2 separate regions of the Mus musculus genome follow, and region 1 is linked to region 2. A link is a loop called in an ENCODE intact Hi-C map of the cell type or tissue named here. Cell type or tissue: left cerebral cortex. All regions are shown on one strand.

Region 1 (8,000 bases), 240 kb after region 2:
GACCAGTAGCCTTTGTATGTAGACTATAATGTAGACTTCATATGTAGACTATAATGCATTTATGAACAAAGTAATGCAGTACTGTATAAACAGAGACAAAGTTTGTTCCAGTTATTGGATTACAAAGATTATGACATATTCTTTCTGTTGGGCTGTGGAGAAATAGGCACTCCTAAATTCAGCACTACATGCAAGCAAGTAATACATTGTTTCAACCTCTACAGAGAGGCATTTGACAATATATAGCAGAAATATACAGGTATTTGCCATTTGAAATATCAACTGTTTCTAGAAATTTGGAATGATAATACACCCTAATTTAAAAATGCATGCATACATACAAACATACATACATACATACATACATACATACATATATAGTTAGCACACATACATTTGCCAGCTGTGTGAAAATACACAAAACACTAGTGAAAAACTAGGTCTGCTTACTCAAGGAGATACACTGAAAAAGAATGGAGTCCAAGGACGGAATGGAAAGAATAAGGAAGTGAGAATTCTCTTAGGTGTGTCTTCTGTGTACTTTTGCCTCTTAAAATCAGTGATATTTCAAATATGCAAAAACAAAATCAAAGTCCTATTTCACAGTAGTGATCATGGCAGGGAGAAGGTAAGTAACACTGCACTGGGGGGGGGGCGTAGATATATGGATAGATGTGTGTGTCCTTGTATATATTTCCAGCTCTGTCCTCTAAGCATGTCTCTAGAAACAGCACCAATGAGCATGTGAAGTTTCCAGGTCCTGGCTTCTAAACACTACTCTTAAGAACTGAGGCTCTATGGAGAAATAGCTCATTTGAGGGGTGGGGTAGTAAAAAACACAAAATGAATCTGGAATATCTTACAATGCCATTAGGTAATCAAATGACCAAAGGCAGACAGACACCAGCTTGAAAGGGCTATAACTAGTCATATCTTAGACAAAAATCAGTAATGATATTATGAATTATAACTGTAGAATAAAGTAAATATCTATGATTTATCTCCGAAAGACTATTATAAACAAACAACTGATTCAGGCAAAAATCAAAGTCAAAGCAGACACTAAGTATCAGAGGAGTGCTCAGGCAGAAATGGGGAATCTATTATCACTGTTTTCCACAAAAGCCAGGGACCATCATGGAAGAGGGGCAGAAAGCTTAAGAGTCAGAGGTCAGGGAGAATCAAAGTGAAACAGTATATACTGTACATGGCAGGTCCACTTTCCTTGGGAGCAGCAGCTGTTATTTCCTGCATAAGAGCTTCACATGAGCAAGTCAAAATGCCAGCATGGAAGGGGCTGCATGAGCACTGAGTTCTGGCTCAGGCACTATGGACAATCAACAGCTTCTAGAGAAGTCATCTTTCTTTATGGGTGTGGCTCCTGGTAGGTTGTCAGTACTCCAGAGGATGTACCACACTCATGAATACATGGACAGCATATGGTCTCTGTAGGTTATTAAAAAAATAAAGGACATAAAGTGAGGAGTGGGGTGGATCTTGATGGAATTAAGAGTGAGGATGAATACTGTCACAATATATTATATGCATATATAAAATGCTCAAGGAATAATTATAATAAAACTAGTGAAAGATAAACACAGGAAGAGTTAGTTACAAGACATGCACACAGACGCACTATATCTTCACACAATTTTATGTGTATGGGTATTTTGCTTGCATGTTCATGAAGGCCAGAAGAGGGTATCATCAGGTACCCTAGAACTGGAGTTACAGGTGGTTATTAGCTGCTAGAAACCAAACCCAAGTCCTCTGGAAAAGTAGTCAGTACTTAACGCTGAGCCATCTCTTCAGACTCACTTAATTATAAGGCAAAAACCATATTAGTTTCAGAGTGAAGAAACACATCACCAGCACTATAGTTAAAAATCATTATTGCCGGGCGTGGTGGCGCACACCTTTAATCCCGGCACTTGGGAGGCGGAGGCAGGTGGATTTCTGAGTTCAAGGCCAGCCTGGTGTACAAAGTGAGTTCCAGGACAGCCAGGGCTATACAGAGAAACACTTTCTCAAAAAAAAATCATTATTAATGGAACAAACCACTATGTGTCTACCAAGTCATGATGCACTGAGAAAGACATTAACAATTGTCTTCTTTTAGGTGTATAAGTTTAAGTCTTTACCACTGGCCTCTCTACAGGAATTCTTAACTCTGCTACATGATGCCAAGGCCTTAGCTTCTGTTCATGACCACTTCAGCTCTGCATCTCTCATGGCAACAAAACCTTTTAAACATTTCCAAGGTGCCAGCATGAGAATCAGCCTTAGTCCCTATAGATTACAACTCTGTGTGCTTATTGAAGCTACATATTCTTAACACAGCCTGATAGAATCTTTGAGAGATTCTCCAACTTCCTTCTGAAACATCACAAGCCAGATTTTTATTACCTGCACTGTTTTAAGCATTCGTAACCTCCCAAGCTCCCAAAGAACGGGTCACTGAGCTTTGGTCTCTGGTGACTATTCCACCCAAAGTTTCAAACACGCCCTAAAACAACAAGGTCACGTCTGTGATAGCAATAACCAACAATTCTGAACCCGCTTTCGCACTACCTTTCTATTGCTATGATAAAACACTATGACAAAAAGTAATGTAAAATCAGGGCAGGAACTCAAGCAGGAACCCAAAGGCAGAATCAAAAGCACCGGGCATGAAGGAGTGCTGCTTCCTGCCACTCACAAAAATAAACCATGAAGACTTCCCAAAGGCAGTCTACTGTGTCCCACCCGCATACGAGCTAAAGATGATCAACTTTGGAAACTATGTATAAAAGATGGCAGGACTAACTGTGCTTTGGCCATGTCAATACCCATATAATGAAAAATAGCACATTATAATCCAACTTTTAAAATCAAAGACAAAAAAGCAAACCTTGAAAGCAACAAAAGACAGCATATCACATAGAGAGTCAATCGGTCTAGTAGCCACCTCCAATCATAAGTCTTACAGTCTAGGAAACTGGAGTGACATATTTAAAGTTTCTCTACTTTCTTGCCAACATCTGTTGTCTTTTGTTTTGTTGGTTATACTCATTATCACTGGAGTAAGATGAAATTTCAAAGTTGTTTTGATTTTCCTTTCCTAATTGCTAAGGATGATGTACATTTTAAAAATATTTCTTAGTCATTTTTTGATTCTTCCTTTTGGAACTCTGTTCAGACACAGATCCCCCAACCCTTTTACTGTTTTGTTTTTTGATGCTTTTTTTTTCCCCTAACAGTTACTAAAACAGATACTGGTAAATGTAGCTCTCACTCTTCAAAGATGTTTCTCTTTGTAACAGATGGAGACTATCACAGAAAATCACAACTGGTCAAAACAGTAGAGAACATCTGATCTTGCGGTGCCCAAACTCAAGGGATATATTTATAATACAACTCCCGAATCTTATGCTCAGAGAACACTGAGGGAAAAAGAGTAGAAAGATTTTAAGTGTCTGAGAATGAGGAAGTTTGCTGTGAGACTGTGACTCCTAGAAATGTCAGAGAAGCTACACCCATGAAATCTCATCAATATGGCTGCCTTAAATAAGCCCTGAACAATGGCAACATGAATAGAGGGAAATCTCATGGACCCTAGCCACAGATAAAAAGAAGTATAAGCAACTAAGATATGCTTAGAATGATACATACTTAGACTACTACTGTGTGGAGGTAATTTTCTGTGCACAGGGAAATCAAATAAGTTATTTGATTTGTTTTATTGTGAAAATCATTTTATTACCATGATTAAAGAACCAACTTGAAATATTAAGATAGAACTGCAGGTGACAACCAAAAGAATCAAAAGTAACAAGTCAAAACACACCACTAGATAAAAACTTAAAAAGACTAAGAAAAAGTGCAAGAGATCTACAAAACCATCAGGAAACAGACGAAAAGATGGCAGCACTAAGTACTCTGTGTTTTAGTCAGAAAAATTGCCGATTAAAACTGAGTTTAATAGATTAAAAAAAATCCAAACTATATGCTGCCTGTGGTAGTCTGAATGAGACCGACTCTCATAGTTCCCTAATTGGTGTGCTGTTTGGGAAGGATTGGGAGGGAGGTGTGGCCTTATCAGAGATGTGTCACTGGGAGCTGGCTTTGAACTATCAAAGCCCATTTCCTTACCTCTTTGCCTCATCCTACTTGTTGATAAAGATGTAAGCTCTGAGCTACTGCTCCAATGCCATGCACATCTGCCTGCTGCCTGATGGTCATGCACTTACTCGCTGAAACTGTAAGCCCCCTATAAACTTTCTTCTATAAGTTGCCTTGGTCATGGGCAAGATACTTCTTATAAACGACTCACTTCACCTTTAAGGAATATAAACAGACAAAGTGAAGGGATGGAAAAGACATTTCATGCAAATGGACACCCAAATAGTATACTTTCATCATGTAGAATAGGCTTTTATAAATTAAAAAGAAACAAAGGAGGTTTATATCTATTATATATACTATAAATAGATTTAATATAATACATAATTTATATAATAAAAATAACATCATTGCAATAAACCATATCCAATACTGTGAAGTTGAAAGCATTTCTTCTCAGATCAGGATAAGATAGGGATGCCTATTCTCACAGCCACAACAATGGGTAGGAAGAAAAACAAAGGTGTCCTAATTTGAAAGGAAAAGGTTCAATTATCACTAGACATCGGTTTTTCTGGAGAAGACCTTGATGGAAGAAGCCAGTGAAAACATGTTGGAGCTATTAAGCAAGTCCAGTTAAGTTATAAAAGAATGATAAATTAGCACCATTTCTACACTTGGATTCTTTTCAGTTTGTTGTAAGTGTAAGTGTAAGAAACAATGCTAATTTACACTGGCTATGAACATACTAAGGCAGGGAGACAGCAGGCAAAGGACTTTCTTTGTAGCTTGAGTTCAATCCCCAGAACCCATAGTGTAAGGAGAGAACCAACTCCCACAAATTATTTTCTGACTTCCACACATCTCTTGTGGCACGCACTTCTATTCTCTCATTCCCTTCCTTCCAAACCCCCACAAGCTACACCCTACGCACAATAATTTAATAAATACTAAGGAACACATTGAACTAAAGAGGTAAAAAGATTTGTATACTAAAAGCTGTAACACTGAAACTGAAGACACAAGTAAGTGTAAAGATACTTCGTAGCAATGTATGTGAAGTACTAATATTGTTTAAATGCCCATATAGCCCCAAAGCAACAACATAATTCATATTAAAATGCTCATGACATTTTTTTACAGAAACGAATGAAGCAATTGTGACATTTGTATGGAATTACAAGAGACTTTAAATAGCCAGTGCAATCTTAAGGAAGGAAAAGTAAAGGTGAAGGTATCCACTAGCTAATTTTTAAAAACCTCAGTAATCAAAATAACATAATATAGGCATAAAAACAAACACAAAGACCAATGGAACAGAATGGAGAGGCAGAAATAACTGCACACTTTTATGGTTGACATCCAAGAACACACAATGGAGAAAGGACAATCATTTTAGTAAACAATGTTAGAAAGACTGGATATTCATTCACCGGAAGATGAAACTAAACCCTAAACTCAGACACTATATAAATTTATAAACACTGCCAGAGAGATGTTTCAGTGGCTCAAGAGTTCTGACTACTTTTCTAAAAGAACCCACCCAGTTCTATTCCTAGTACCCACACAGCAGCTCACATGTGTCTCTAACTCCTGTCCTAGGGGATCCAATGCCTCCTTCTTGACTCACTGGTGCACACACATGCCAGCAAAACACCTATATACACATAAAAAATAAAGTTAACTAAATTTTAAATAAGTAAGTTTAAAATGGATTAGAATTTAAAGACCAAAAACCACAGAAGAAAATTCTCCAGGATACCTGTCTGGACATATGGCTTGAAGAACATTAAGAAATAAAACTGGCAGTGGTACCATACATCTTTAAATTGGATCTTTGATGTTCAAGCCAGGACAGCCAGGGCCACACAGAGAAACTCAGCCTCTACATAAATAGAGAGATAGACAGCAGAAAGGAAGAATAGGGCTGTATAAAAAAAAAATTCAGGTAAGAAAATATTCACAAATTACATTGCCCTTAGTTCAAAATATACAAGAAAGAAATTCATACAAGTAGACAGCAAAAAAATCAAATAACCTGATTTTAAAAATAGGCAAAAGGCTTAATGACACACAAGTGGCCAAGAAGTATATTAGTCAGTGCTCGGTATCACTAAGTCATTAGTAAATCCACGGAATGTGTTGTGGCTGGCCCATTAGGATTCACCACTCCTGCTACTTTTAAGAGCATACAGGAGGACATTATCTCAAGCGACATGGGCCCAGGCACAGAACAGAGAGTACCACACTTTAATGCAGAATGTAAACTAATCAAACTCAGAGATGCCCAGAAGCTTCCCAGAGGCTGGGGAGGAGAAGTTTGAAAAAAAGGCTAAGTATCTGTTTCAAATATAACATGCTGTCCATTTAAATAACAATATGTATTAACTGAAAAACCATCAAGAGATTTTTAAGTATTCTCATAGCAAAAGTAATAACCCTGCTTGGCTTACAAATTTCACAATGTATGAACACTCCAAAACATCAAGATGTAATAAGCTATACGATGTGGACAAGAATGTTCTAGGACACAGGGAGCAAGCAACCTTTTGCCTCCTGAGGCATGGGCATGCTTCACCATGATATATTTTTAAAGAATTTGAATAGTGTAAACCTTTAAGGTTCAAGTAATTAGTTGTGAATGTTTTGATTTCTAAAATGTAGAAGTTACTGTGTAGGGAGCACTTTCCCCCTCTCTTAGCCCCCTGCCTTCAATTACGTTTTACACGTAGGGGTCATGTGTGCTGTCTCCTTGACTTGAAAGTTATTTCACTCTCATTATATTTGGCCTGCCTGTTAATTTTAAAGATGCAACTTACATAGCAGCTTTTCTTGTTCATAATTAGCAAAAGGTAGAAACAAGTATATGTATCTAGTGAATTAATAAACTGTTCTGCATGTTCACAGTGGAGTCTAACCCAAGAACAGAATGAACTTTTCCCTTACAACACCTGCACAAAGATCCCAAGCTAAGAATTTTATACACAAACACAACACTGGATGACTCACTTAAATGACATTCTATGACGGTCAAGTTTCATTGATGATGAAGAGAAACTGGAAAGTTGCTACCTGTAGAAAAGGATGGAAGCAGAGACTAGCTGAAGACTATAAAGAAACCGTCTAGAGTTGATAGTGTGGCTCAGTATCTTTAATAAGGATGGGAGTTAATTATTTAAGCAATTGTTACAAACAGCAAACACGAACCTAGTTTGCATATTTATCACGTACAATTTGCCAAATAGAAATTAAGTATTAAGTGCATAAAGATATATAGGCTACAGGAGTTTGGAGAAGTAGGCCCATGTTTGCCATTTGCTTTGAAATACATAGAAACAGCCTTCATAGAGAGGATATGGACTGATACCAAGTACAAAATATGTTCACCATTAAATTTTTCCTACTTTGTTATAGTGTGATTTTTTTTTAAATATAAAATGTTAGAGTTACCTGCCTTTAAAAAAAAAAATCCAAAACCACAAAGTCCTCCTGAGCAAATCTACTATGAGAGCCTCTCATAGCACCTTGTAAAACATACTTGGTCCCGTTTGTAAAAAATGTTACATTTGTATCCCATGTCCTAGGAACAAATGTCAAAAACAAAGTCGATCTTTCTGGTCTTTGGGTGTCTACCCAGGCAGCAGTGGATAGTAAAAAAAAAGATTTGTTGATCTGAGGGGATACTTAATCAAATTTATTATAGTTTCCTCATATCAATATGCCTTACGCTTGGCTGTTTTATTTTGCTGAATCATTACAACTGCCAGAATAATCTATCTGACCTAGTGCCCACCCATATGAATTCTTACAATTTTTATTTACTATGTGTATTCACTAAGAGGATAACTTTACAGCAGTTTCTATCTACCATGTGAGTTCAAATCAAAGCTAGGTTATCG
Region 2 (8,000 bases):
GCCTTCTTCAGTGCTTTAATTTATTAACAGCAACTGTCTCTATATTTTATTTATCTGTTTGTTTGTTTGTTTGTTTTTGAGATAGGGAAAGGGTCTCTCCATGTAGACCTGCCTACCTGGACCTCACTATGTATATGGGACTGTCTCTGTATTTTAAATGAATATTTAAAAACAAACTGGGTAAATAAAATTTTCAATTACTTTAGTTAAAGGTGAAGGCCACTCATGCATTTTCAGAACAGAGTTTTATAAAGGAACAGGTAAATGCCACTCATATATTTAGTTATTCAGGAATGAACAGATTTCAGAGAGTTAAAACACACATTAAAATCTAAATTCAAAATAAAGGATTTTAAAAATAGTTTTAGGTACTGAGGATGTAATTTGGCTGGTAGAGTGCTTGTCCAGCATGCACAAATTCCTGGGTTAAAGCCACGGTGCTGTACAAATCAGGTATGGTGACACACGCCCATAATATAAGCATTCAGGAGGTGAAAACAGAAGGATCCCAACTTGAAGGTCATCCCTAACTACACAGCAAGCTGGAGATCAGCCTGGACTACATGACATCCTATCGTTAAAGTATTTAAACGTATGTATTTTGTTTTATCTTAAAAGTAAACTACTTAACTTATATGCAAGTTAATGATGCTCTTATTTCAACAAATAGCAAGTTGTCCCCAGTGAGTCACTGTCACCATACTCCATCTCTGCATGCTCAAAGCATCCATGTCAAATGCTCCAGATGCATAACTAGCCCTGTCTCTTAGCAGTTCATGCATTCTTAACCAAGCTCACAAGATTCAGGGAACACTCCGAGTTCTAATGTATTAGTTTTCCTATGGATTTTGGACCAGAGTATTTATGCTGATTCAGCATACCACTAAATACAAATGTACCTACATATTGGGAACTTCACTTACATATGTATCAACTTTTAAAGCCACTGTTGTCTCTAAAGTTTTCTTTTCATTGTTTTTACCTTACTGTTTTCCTGTCCAAAAGGGCAGTGCACCGCCTGAAGGCATGAAACAGGTGTTTCTACTTCTGTGCCCCCAGTGCCCTATTATGCTCTTTGAGTGAATGAATTCTGTGAGCCCTGAAGCAACTTGGCATACTATCAATCACAAAAGCCATGGAAATATAAATGTGAGAAGACAACACTGCCTACAATTCAACTCTTACTTCGGCTTCGCATGACTCAGAATCGCTGAAAATTAATGAAATCACAAGCTTTTGTGGGGTTGCCTAATTACAGATCAGTTGATCATGAGATGCAGCCACGGGAGTTCCCTTCCAAATACATTTCTGCTTGCAGTCGAAACGACTGGGGCACAGATATATGAAAAACAAAAATTCATTGCATCATTTCATCAGCTCTCTAACATAATTTCAAAACCTGTAGCATCAAGCACAATAAACATTTAAAGCCTACTTTAAAATATAGGCTTGTAAATTCCAGTTTGCTCTGCAGGCTTATTTTGTTTTTGAAGAAGGGTGTCCTGTAGCCAAATGATACTAAACTCCTGATCGCCCCACTTCCATGTCTCTAGTGCTGGAATGAAAAGTATGCCTTACCACACCCCACTAGTCCAAAGATTTAACTGTCTTAGCAGAAGAACTCTAGGCAAGAAGGTGGATTTCAAATTTAAACAAATAGTCTTTTCTCTTTATCTAGTACTTCTTTGAGCACACACCTTCATAAATCCCAAAAGAAGCCTTGGGCACCACAGCTATTATATCTGCACACCAACCACCTTGGTACCATGAAGTCAAGCAAGACGCTTGCAAATCAATAGCTATGAAATAAGTCACGAAAAATGCCGCTTTTAACCAAAAAAAAAAAAAAGAGATCATTTTTATTTTATTTACATTTGGCAAGAAACGACATTAATCTTGTGTAAAGTCTTCATTGTGCTTTTAAATTGTTTCTCATTTGTAAATACGGCAACTAAAAATACCCTAAGGGATTCAGTTTTCCAATCCGCACTTTAAAGCACTTGTTATCTACCACGTCCACTTGCAGCTTTGACATCAGGCGAGATGCTATTACAGGACTAGAGTCGTGCTTAAAAGGCATTTGCAGCTCGCTGAACTGTACTATCTACAATATACAAGACTTGGCACATACTTAAATTATTGAAAATAGAGTACAGAGTGAGTTACTCTTCTTCATGGTGCATTCAGGCAGATATCAGAATCTCTTCTCCCTAAAGAAAAAGAATAGCAAACATCAGGACAAAGTTGTTCAGTATTAAAATAATAGTTTAACTCAAATTTGTAATATTGAACCTAATGCTATGCCTCATGCAGCTATTTAAAATTATTATTTAAAATTCATCCAAAAGAATAGACTACTGGACAGAAAGGAAAGTTAGTTGCATTCTAAATTAGAGTTCTATCTATATTTCATTTCAAAGGCTTTGCTATTCATTAATTTAATTCACATTTGAGTCTAATTATCAACTTATGCCTAAGCCTGGTTCTTGTCCTCAAAATTTTAAGAACTCATTTTATCATAAATATTAACTGCATCAATCATGGCAAATCTTCTCACTCAAAACAAAATACTAACCCTTTTTCATAAAAGAACAACAGAGACATCAGCTGGCTGGCGTGTTCACTCCTGAGCTCAACAACTCACTAAAAATAACTTTGCTCAGGAGAATCATGCATGCTGGTAAAACAGCCAAGTTTGCTAATTTGAATTCCTTTGCTACAGTAAAAATTTCACTCATTCATTCAAAGGTCATCAGTCCAGGAGTCAGAATCACAGGAACCAAGCTAGCTCTAGCCTTCCTGTGCCATCTTTCAAATTGTACATGCGTGGGTTACTGAAGCAAAGTGGTATTTACTGTCTACAAAGAGGAAGAGGGACAATAAGCTAGAAATAAAGAGATTAAAATATCCCGGAATCATACTTTCCATAGTTCTACGGTTTTATGAAAAAGGTAAGTGTTAGAGCATCTTATGGCCCCTTTGTGTCATTACCTCTCACCTGATTGGCTGGCTCCAGCTCTCTCCTTGTTGCGTTTTTCTTATAAGTCTTCCTGTTTATGACGTGGGTATGAATAGGTTTACCCACATGCCCCGCCCCCCAACCCGAAACTCTGCAATACTTTCAAAACTGGGCAGCACACCTGTGGGAGCTTGTGGGCCCCTGCCAGAGGACTTTTCAACTGGATACTGCAGAGGCGTCACGATGCCTTGATCCGGCTTCTGAAACGCTGAGATGAGATTTTTTACTTTCCGGAAAAATCTTTTATGTACTCCAGGTGCTGTCTGGAAAAATAAAAGACCAAAACCATTATTTATTTGCCTCTTAATGCTTAAAAAAATAAAAAGACCTATAAGATGTGAGAAGGATGCAGAGAGGTAACATTTGTGCAACTTGCTCAAATATTTGAAAACATAAGGAAGAAAGCAAAACAACATCCAGAAGAGCTTCCTTTGCTTGGCTGCATTTCCCTGCAAGAAGAGCTAATGAGCTGTCATCTCAGCTCTCCCAAGGGTAGTATTAGTCCTTACAAGCTCTTGCTCACAGCCCTGCCCTTCTTGACTGCTACCCATCATACATCCCGAACCTCTAAGGGTGTACAGGCCATTACCCACAATGAATTCAGTAACAAAGGAAATGCAGTTAAACATACAAAAAAAAAAAAAAAAGCACAGATCCTACAGGTCATTAATAAAAAGCCTGAGCAACCAAAACAACAACAACTAACAACCTATCGCCTATCATCATTTCACAATATAAAATACTACAGAGAAAATTAAAAACTGACTGTTGTGACACATGTAAATGCACGGCTGGCCATCACGTATACTTTTCTACATCATAAGCCATACTAACTCATCCTTCATGTAAATTTTGACTTCCTTACCCCAGTTGTTCTCACTGTCAGTGCTACGCCATGACAAGGTTTCCTCTATGACATGAAAATGAAAGGCTATAGAAGGTTACCTTTACTTATATATTTGTTAGTTTTTAAAGAGATCACATTTGCAGGTGGCTGCCAGGAGTGTGTTCTTTCCCTGACATCTGTGCTCTCACAAAGACACTGCCTGAAATCAACACTCCCCACAAAGCTTTTGAGGCAAGCTTTAGGCACCAGCGCCAAACTGTCATTTTACATAAAATAAAATAGTATTGCTATGAGCAACTGAACAATGACTACTCGGGTTTTTTTTTTTTTCCTTTCTATGTTATTATATTTTTTAGAAAGTTGTTTTTCAGATATTCCATCTGGAAGGTTTTTGAGATGGGAACTGCTTGGGATTTAGCATTTAATGAGAAAACATGAAGCCTGGCACACAGACTTCTGTCAACTAGACCATAAGTTAGAGATAACAGACTGTCCAAAGCTATTCTCAGTCATTGCCTACTTTGAAGCGAGGACTTTTCCAGTACAAATCATGTTCTTGTTCTCTGTAAATTAGTGCCCACCTGTACACTCTCAAAGACAGAAACAGTCTCCCACCCACCTCTATCTGTAGGATCAGAAGACCTTCCTAAATTTCTGTTGAGGTCTCACCTAAAAATAGCAGGGCCATTCTTGCAGCAGCCATGTTTGTGAGTAGCTCTTTTGCTCCAAGGAAGACCTCTCAAACTACAAAGGCACGCAGTGGGTACAAAATACTACCTTAGGTCTTCCTTGGCGCATTTCTTGATCTTTCCAAACACTTTACCATCTCTTGCCTTCACTATTTCCTCTCAGATTAGTAGATACATATACACTCTTTCCATTGTTTTCATTCCACAGACACAAACACATAAACTAATCATCTTATATAAAGTACATTCATAAGCAGGTGTGTGGTCACGCGGATGATCAGAAGCAACAGAATTGTCTCTGCATTCCTTTCAGGCTAGGAATAGACCAAGAAGTTTCTAGTGAAGCTGAGGTCACCAGCCAAAGGAAAGACATACATATTTTCCAAGAGTGGAACCATTTACAAACCAAACTTCATTTAGACTAAATTTTTGTGGTTTATAAAAGCATTTTCAACAAAGGCATCGTTTCTACAGGGACTGGCAGTTAACACGTGATTATCCACGCTGACAGAGAAGGCTAATAGCACTGGATATAATAGAAGGAATTTGAACTTGAAATGCAGTGTTTCTTTACCTAATTTATGATGCTTGGCTTAGGCCAATAAGTAATTTGCTTACTAGCTAAGGATCTCCTGGTGACCAACTACGCAGAAAGGCTCAAAGGCACAGAAATTGGCAGGGAGAGAACAGTATGATTTTGATAATGCGCTGCTGACAACCTATACATTTATAAATGATAATCAACAATTCATCATAAATTTAGTCTCCAAGGACTATGTTAATATCCTCAGCAGTGTTCTACCTAAAATGAAAAAAAATTCTTATTTGTCTTGTATAATTCATAGATTCAAGGTTCAATGTAACATCTATCTAAGACTTACTTAGCTTTCAAATGGTCTATGCACAGAGGATAGAAAGTCACTGATATGACTTTTTCTTACAGTGTAGCAAACTAAAATGTTTTTTTTCCTAAACAGTACCACTTACCAAATTTTGGAAAGACATTTACCACATAAAAAAATCACCACTGACAGCACTATCCTGTCAGTGAATTCATTTCTTGTTCACATTTGTGTATTTCTCATTCTGGCACCTCTTAGTTATCCATGGAAATGTTTTGAATCACAGCTGGTCTGCAACTCATTCTGTGGAAATTTCTTCCAGTCAGATAGCATAAGTTCTGAGACTATGAACTAGTTTAATATTCACCTTATCAAGAAGGTAAATGTTGTAGACAGAAAAAAAATGTAATACACATTTCATAAAACAAAGATTTTTTACCTCTTTCACATTTGGGGAAATATGAAATGCCTGCACTTGTGGTGCAAATAATTACAATATTAAATAGTGAGGGTCCAATCAGACAACATAAAGGACATTTATGAGCAATAAGTCCTCTCCTTCCTTCTAAAAATGATTACATATATGCAACAATGTGATATGATGTTATATGTGAAATGGGAGAAAACAAATTATAAAATGTGTCTAAGAGTTCATATCCTATCCCTTCTTCCCAAGGCATAGGCATCATTGAGGAAGAGGGCTGAAGAGTGTAAGGGCTAAAGGTGGTGGGTGGCTCCAAGGAAACAGGGTCTTCCAGATACAACAGGGTGGCTTCACATATGAATTCATGGTGGTTATAACAGCATACACAAGACTTGTGCAAGCCTAAGCTAGGCCAAAGTCCAACATGGAGAGAGGAAGTATGCACAGAGTCCCACCTCTAGCCAAGGAACTATTGGCAATTAATAACTACCAGGAAAAGAGCCAGTTTTCTTTAAGAGAATAGCCCCTGGTAAGTAAACCATGCTTCAGTAAAAGGCCGCACATCCAAGAATATTTGGGTAGCACAAACTGCATTGACAGACTTAGGGATAAACAGGAGTATAAAAGGCGGGTGAATAGAGAGGGAAGGGTGGATCTGAAGGAGTTAGAAGACAAAGGTAAATATGATCAAAACATATTGTACAAAATTCTCAAAGAACTAATTTTTTAAGTAAAAAAAAAAAATCAAAGGCTCTCCATTAAAATTTTCTATTGCTCATCTGAAGGCTATTTCTTGGGGTGGAAAAAGATTAAATATAGACAACCCATGCACAAATTCATATGTATCAGCTATACATAATTATTATTCATGATAAGTCAAATTGCTTATTTATTTAAAGTGATAGATTTGTTTAAGAAGTATAGTTTTTATTAGAAATGGTATTGATTTTCCCTTGGATAGTATCCTGACACAAAATAACAACATGGCCACAAAGGGATATAGTATTTTATGAAGGAACATAATCAAAAGATATTATAAACTTGTCTTATGAAGTGCATTAACATGTACAGCGAATATATGGCAATAAAAAGGAAAATTATTTGGTAATATTATTCAATGGTATAACAATTGTCTAAAATGCATGAGACCCTGGGTTTCATCCTTCATCTATTTTTTACGAACCTGAAAGTTAAAAATAAAACTTAAAAATAATATTAACCAATTAATAAGATAACAGTATACTTGAATATATTCTAATTTGTTTTGATAATTCAAATACTTGAAATTTATACTTTGCTTTTTACTGACAAATTTGTAAGACATTCTTAAAACTTTTGTCTAGACTTTATTATTCTTTAAATGCACAGATTTATTTAGTTACTAATAGAAATTGATATTGACATCTATGCTTTCAAAAGATCATTGTGAAGCATTTCCACTATCAGGATAAACTAGTATAAGGTCAGAAACCAACTAAAGCCTAAAGTTTGAAAACCACAGCTGTAGAATCATGAATTGATTCATAAAATGCATTGCTCTATACCACCCTGCTCTCTAGAAATAGTTCAATAATTTCTTGGACTGTCACAGTGGTGTACAAATATTTCAAAGCCATAAGAAACCTTCATTCTGAATTAATGTTATTCAAAGCCCTAGTTCATAAGGAAAACTAAAGGGATCTAACCCAGTGAAGCCAAGATTGGTACCCAGAAGTATACCCACTCACCTCCTCCTCTTCTTCTTCTTGGACTCCTAGGGAGTCCCAAGATGGAGGAGAACATCATTCTATAAAACATCCTTTTAAATCACTACAATAGCAGATAGGAATTCATTGTGTATATATATTTGAAATTCTCAAAGAAGATTTTTATTAAATAAAAACTACAATTTTCCCTCTTCTCTTTTCCGACTATCCAGAGGCTCTTTTATGGCTCCTTTGAAAACCTTGCCTATGCACACAGAGCAGCAGCAATCGCCTGGATGTTTGAAAATGCCTCTGTTCAAATTCTTGTGCCTGGTAAATTTACACCAGATGACACACAATCATACTGCTGAGAAGTTTTCAGTAGTTCACATTTTTGGATGCTCACTGTATGTCAGACTCTCCAGCTAAGAGCTTTAGTTGCATTGCCTTATAACTCCCTGAAATGGGTCCTCTTGATAAATGTTTGTAGACCC

Evidence for each region. Hi-C counts contacts between places; a loop is a spot of excess contacts. Peaks named below come from ENCODE experiments on the same cell type or tissue, not always from the same donor. Only the 100,000 strongest peaks of a DNase experiment are listed, where the experiment ranks them.
Region 1: it touches region 2 in a loop (2.8-fold over the local background); 7 of 42 quality-filtered maps call a loop at or near these places.

The regions. Positions count from the first base shown.
Region 1 is chrX:42,278,501-42,286,500 of GRCm38, reverse strand. No RefSeq gene overlaps it. Among named protein-coding and RNA genes, the nearest start is that of B230118I11Rik, 96 kb to the left of the region's middle. In left cerebral cortex, no CTCF peak of the experiment used is centred here; a DNase peak (open chromatin) is centred at 3,369.
Region 2 is chrX:42,515,925-42,523,924 of GRCm38, reverse strand. It overlaps Sh2d1a (SH2 domain containing 1A), which reads right to left. Exons shown (of 4, transcript NM_011364.4): 3 at 3,141-3,282; 4 at 1,828-2,210. The coding sequence ends at 2,173. Among named protein-coding and RNA genes, the nearest start is that of Sh2d1a, 17 kb to the right of the region's middle. In left cerebral cortex, no CTCF peak of the experiment used is centred here; a DNase peak (open chromatin) is centred at 4,064.